2 separate regions of the Homo sapiens genome follow, and region 1 is linked to region 2. The links are chromatin loops, found by intact Hi-C in ENCODE. Cell type or tissue: ascending aorta. All regions are shown on one strand. Links, peaks and the distances in the headings refer to the core of each region. The heading gives the core; the rest is flanking DNA. Region 1 overlaps IL33 (interleukin 33). Region 2 has its middle 18 kb from the start of LINC02851.

What was found. Hi-C counts contacts between places; a loop is a spot of excess contacts. Peaks named below come from ENCODE experiments on the same cell type or tissue, not always from the same donor. Only the 100,000 strongest peaks of a DNase experiment are listed, where the experiment ranks them.
Region 1: a loop joins it to region 2, with 2.6 times the contacts of the local background. A loop is called at or near these places in 2 of 110 quality-filtered maps.

The regions. Positions count from the first base shown.
Region 1 is chr9:6,228,792-6,231,706 of GRCh38, reverse strand. All of the region lies in intron 1 of IL33 (interleukin 33), which reads right to left. All of the region lies in intron 2 of LOC107987046 (a long non-coding RNA gene), which reads left to right. Among named protein-coding and RNA genes, the nearest start is that of IL33, 14 kb to the right of the region's middle. In ascending aorta, for the core only: no CTCF peak of the experiment used is centred there; a DNase peak (open chromatin) is centred at 1,146; H3K27ac peaks cover 1,957 bases.
Region 2 is chr9:6,685,346-6,688,260 of GRCh38, reverse strand. No RefSeq gene overlaps it. Among named protein-coding and RNA genes, the nearest start is that of LINC02851, 18 kb to the left of the region's middle. In ascending aorta, for the core only: a CTCF peak has its summit at 1,621 (motif pointing right); no DNase peak of the experiment used is centred there; H3K27ac peaks cover 1,005 bases.

The DNA of each region.
Region 1 (2,915 bases), core at 192-2,691, 460 kb after region 2:
ACTACTTCTAGTACTGGGCTAGGTGCTGGGGATACAGTACTGAACAAAGCAAACTGTCTTGCCCTCCTGGAGTTTACTTTCTATTGGGGAGATAGAAGTTATTCACATAGTTGTACAAATATGTTATTAATGAACAGTGATAAAAAAGAATTGGACTGGTAAAGAAGATAAAGTAGAATGGTACTAAGGTAGTGTAGTCAGAGAAGGTGACATTTAAACTGCACCCAAAGGGCGTGAGGAACATATGAAAGGGAAGAGACACAGGGAAGAGAAAACCTCAGGGGCAAAGGCCCTGAGATGGACAGAAGCCGCAGTGCTCAGTGAACAGAGAGTGCTAGTGTGGCTGGAGCAGAGCGGGCAATGGGGAGAGCATAATGTGAAGGGGCTGTAGAGAGAAGGGGACAGAAGCTTGGTTGGGCTGGGCCCTGGAGGCCAAAGGAAGAAGCTTGGATTTCATTCAGAGTGCATTGAGAAGCCAAAGAAGGGTTTTGAGTAACATGGGATGTGATTTGATTTTTATTTTTAAACTAGTGCTGTGACTATCATGTGAGAAACAGATGGAGGGCAATAAGAGGGAAGGGATGAGACCAGCCAGGAGTCTGCATTAATTCAGATGCTTAATAATGGTGGTTGTGGTGAAGATGATAATGATGATAGTAGTAGCTGCAATGTTTGGCGTCTTCTGTAAGACTGATGCTCTATGTATATTATCTCTAATGTCACTGTGTTTCTGGAGTTTGGATATGATTGTCTCCCTTTTAGAAGTGAAGAAATAGTGGCTCTTGCAAAACGTCACATAGGTAAGAAGTAGCAAAGCCAGAATCTGATATTAGGGCTATCTGGCTCTTTCTCTTAGTTCATGGAGAACATTGGTAGAATGGGGCATAATTGAATCCCAGGACCTTATATTTGATTCATCTCCTTGTCAAGCTTGGTTTCTCTTGAATGGGAAGAGGATCTATGAGGATATAGTGGGATGAATGAACATATTGCTGGGTACTGGAAGCAATACCAGTGGAATCAGTGGAAGAAGACAGGTCCTGGCTGATAAGGAGAGGAAATGGGGATTATGACTAAGTTTGCCAACACAATATGACTTCATTCTGGGAGATTTTGCAAAGGGGCAGAAGTGGAGGAGAAGCGGGGGATGGGAGCACAGGGGAGTGTGACACACCAATCCTCTACTCCCTTGGGTGTAGCAGTTTCACTTCTTTCTTAAGGGAGATTAGAATACATGATATGGAAAAAGGGAAGATAGAAGTTTGGGGAATAATGAGACAGCACCTTCCTCACCCAATCTGGATCACTTCCTGTCCCCTACCCTCCACCACTCTGAAAGTTTCCATCTGCCACTTTCCTGGACCCTGGGGAGAACACTTCTCCTAGGGAAAGGAAATACTCTATAAAGATACCTAGTAGATCAATCTATGACTCAAGCCAAAGCCCTCGTGAGAAGAGGGAGGGATAGTGTGAGATTTTAGGGAAGCTTTGTTTTATGTCTTTAAGGTAAACAGTACTTATCACTTGTAAAGTACTTCTGTGCTTTGCCATGGTTTTCCTGGATGTGGTCTTATCCAGTCATTTCTATACATTGGCACTACCTGCCCCATCAACTTTTCCAACCTTACTTACCCCTCCCTCCATACTCTCTACATTTAGACCAATTAGACTGTTTACCATTCCTCAATTCACCATGCACTTGCACACCTTCATGGCTTTGCTCAAACTATTCCTCTTGCTAGTGCTACCTCATCCCTTTGTCTGGGAAACTCTGTTTAACCATTGGAGGCCAATTCAAATGTTTTGATCTCCCTGACAACCCACAATCAAGCCGACTTTATTGTTTCCTCTCTCCCTTCCTTATCTATTATATATATAATAATAGATCCAACTCTGTTTGTTTTCCTACCTCCTCCACTGCTAGGTCCTTGGGAACAAGGGTTGTGCTTTAGTCATCTTTATTTCCCCAGAAATTATCCACAGCAGGCACTCAGTAAATGTTGTGTAATTTGGATCAGTGCTTACAGAAACCCTATAAACTAAGTAAGGCAGGCATCATCCACTAGACAGATGTGGGGACCCTACCCAAATCCCAAAGATCTGCAGAGCAGTGGAGGTAGATTCCCTGGTTGAGCTGTTATGAAGCTGGCACTACTTCACCATTTTGACTTACAGAAATGACAGTCTTAAATGCCTCAGTCTAATAGAACGCACGTCTTCTTGTTCTTGGGTCAGTGCTCTTTGTAAAGCATTTTTAAAAGCTGACTTTCCAGCTGGCCTGTGGCTCTGCAGTTTTAGTGTGACTGAACATTTCAAATTATTCAGTACAAGTTGTTTTATTCCCCTCCTGGGCCCCCTCCCATGCCTCACATACTTTGAGGGCCCCAGTGGATCAAGTCTGTAGTAATCTTTGAAGAAGCAAAGGTAGATTGGCATCCCCTTCCCAAGCTTAGACCTAGGATTTTCTCCTTTCCCTCAAGTCCCTACAGCTCTCCAGGTCTCAGTTTCCTTGTCTTCAAAACAAGGAGGGTATGTGAAAGCCAGCATTTTCCTCCTTGACTCTTTCCTGTGCTCCTGTACAGGTTCCTCATTTAGCTCATTTATTTCCTTCTCCCAGGGCCCCTTCTATACTGGCAGCTGCACTAGCCCCTTATTCACACAAAGGGTACCATCCTCAGAAAACACACAAATTCTGCCTCAGCCTTGTGATCTCCTCTTCTCCTTTCTACTAACCTTACAGCAGGACAAAATTACAGTGAAAAGAAAAGTCCACAGAGTCTGCAGCATTTTTTGGTTTTTTGTTTTTACTTGTTTTTTTCTTTAGTACCCAAATATCTGAAAGCTGATTTTTTTTTTTTTTGAGTCAGTGTTTTGCTCTGTCACCTAGGCTGGAGGGCAGTGGCATGATCATTGCC
Region 2 (2,915 bases), core at 314-2,813:
GGTCTAGAACTCCTGACCTCAGATGATCCACCCGCCTTGGCCTCCCAAAGCGCGGGATTGTAGGCATAAGCCATCATGCCCAGCCATAGTTTCTCTTTCAAAATAACTAGAAGAGTAAATTTCAAATATCTCACTATTAAAAATGATGGATCAGCCAGGTGCAGTTGCTCACGCCTGTAGTCCCAGCACTTTAGGAGACTGAGATGGGTGGATAGCTTGAGCCCAGGAGTTCCAGACCAGACTGGGCAACATGGTGAAACTCCATCCCTACAAAAAAAATTAAAAATTAGCCAGGCATGGCGGCACACACCTGTAGTCCCAGCTATGCGGGAGGCTGAGTTGGGAGGATCACTTGAGCCCTGGCAGTTGAGGCTGCACTGAGCTGAGATCACACCACTGCACTCCAGCCTGGGTGACAGAACAAGACCCTGTTTAAAAAAAAAAAAAAAAAAAAGATAAAAAATAATTTTAAAAAGAGAGAGGGGTCCCACTCTGTTGCCCAGGCTGGTCTCAAGTGGTCCTCCTGCCCTAGCCTCCCAAAGTACTAGGATTACAGGCGTGAGCCACCATGCTGGGCTGTGAGACTCCTGTTTTTACAGAAAATTAAAAATTAGCCAGCATGGTGGCATGTACCTGTAGTCCCAGCTATTTGGGAGGTTGAGGTGGGAGGATTGCCCGGGCCCAGGAGGTCAAGGCTGCGGGGAGCTGAGATTGCACAAGTGCACTCCACCCTGGGCAACAAAGCAAGACCCTTCCCAAAACATAAAATAAAAATAAAAATGAAAAATCAACTGGAGTCAGGCAAGGTGGCACATGCTTGTAATCCCAGCACTTTAGGTGGCTGAGGCAGGACGATCCTTTGAGTTTGGGAATTTGAGACCAGCCTGGGCAGCACAGTGAGACCCTGTCTCTACAAAAATAAATTTTAAAAGCTGGCCACGATGGTGCAGGCCTATGGTATCAGCTACTAGGGAGGCTGAGGCGGGAGGACTGCTTGAGCCCAGGAGATCTAGACTGTGGTGAGCCATGCTTGTGCCACTGCAAAGTCAGACCTGGGCAACAAAGTGAGATTCTATCTCAAATAAATAAAATAATTGCTGGCCAGGTGCAGTGGCTCACGCCTGTAATCCCAGCACTTTGGGAGGCCGAGGCAGGTGAATCACCTGAGGTCAGGAGTTCGAGACCAGCCTGGCCAACATGGTGAAACCCCATCTCTACTAAAAATACAAACTTAGCCAGGCCTGGTGGCGCATGCCTGTAATCCCAGCTACCTGGGAGGCTGAGGCAGGAGAATCGCTTGAACCCGAGAGGCGGAGGTTGCAGTCAGCCAAGATCCTGCCACTGCACTCCAGCTTGGGCAATAGAGTGACACTCCGTCTCAAAAATAATAATAATAAGTAAAATAAAATAATAATAATTGCTATTATGTCTGTTGATCCAAAGTCCTGTTTTGGCAGTATTATATGTATTGTGATTAAAACAAAGTGAAAACCATAATTATTTTCTAAGTTGTGTTTCTTTGGGTAGTCAAATGGTCTTGAAATCTGGTGCGTAACAATAAAATCAATAAAAACAGTTCTTGGGATAGAAAATCTCAGGGTTAGTATGTCAGGACATATTTTCAGAAATGAACACTAGATGTCAGCTTTTAGGCAAGCTTTTCTGAGTCACTGACCCATTTTTACCTCCCGACAAAACCCAAGCCAAGTCTTTTCTGAATGTAGAAACTTTCCTCCTCAGGGAACTCCACTTCCGCAGGGCTCTCCCACTGACACCCCTGATAGGGTAACATTTGAGCTATTAAAATTAGCAGGAACTAAACTAGAAAGTGAAGCACCTATGGAGGTTTCTGGGGAGACATTAAATAAAAAACAGAGAAACAAACAAAAAATATAACCTGCAATTCTCTCCCTCTATTGTACTTTACTATCATTTAAAAGAATAAACACAGGCTGGGTGCATTGGCTCATCCTTGTAATCCCAGCAATTTGGGAGGCTGAGGCTAGAGGATCACTTGAAGCCAGGAATTCAAGACCAGGCTGGGCAACATGGCGAGACTCCATCTCTACAAAACGTAGAAGAATTAGGCAGGTGTGGTGTTGTGTGCCTGTAATCCCAGCTACTCGGGAGGCTAAAGCAAGAGAATTGCTTGATCCCAGGAGGCAGAGGTTGCAGTGAGCCAAGATCATGCCACTGCACTCCAGGCTGGGTGACAGAGCAAGAACCTGTCTCAAAATAATAATAATAATAATAATAATAATAAATATATGGCTGTAATCTCAGCACTTTGGGATGCCAAGGCAGGCGGATCATGAGGTCAAGAGATTGAGACCATCCTGGCCAACATGGTGAAACCTCGTCTCTACTAAAAATACAAAAATTAGCTGGGTGTCGTGGCGCGCGCCTATAATCCCAGCTACTCAGAAGGCTGAGGCAGCAGAATCGCTTGTACCTGGGAGGTGGAGGTTGCAGTGAGCCAAGATAGCACCACTGCACTCCAGCCTGGCAACAGAGCAAGACTCTGTCACAAAATAATAATAATAATAATAATAATAGTAATAATAATAATAATAATAATAATAATAGGCCATGGCTGGGCGTGGTGGCTCAAGCCTATAATCCCAGCACTTTGGGAGGCTGAGGCGGGTGGATCACCTGAGGTCAGGAGTTCAAGACCAGCCTGACCGATATGGTGAAACCCTGTCTTTACTAAAAATACAAAAAATTAGCTGAGTGTGGTGGCGGGTGCCTGTAGTCCCAGCTACTCAGGAGGCTGAGACAGAAGAACTACTTGAACCTGGGAGGAGGAGGTTGCAGTGAGCGAAGATCACATGACACTGCACTCCAGCCTGGGCAACAGAGTGAGACTCTGTCTCAAAAGAAAAAAAGAAAAAAAAAAGGCTAGATGCAGTGGC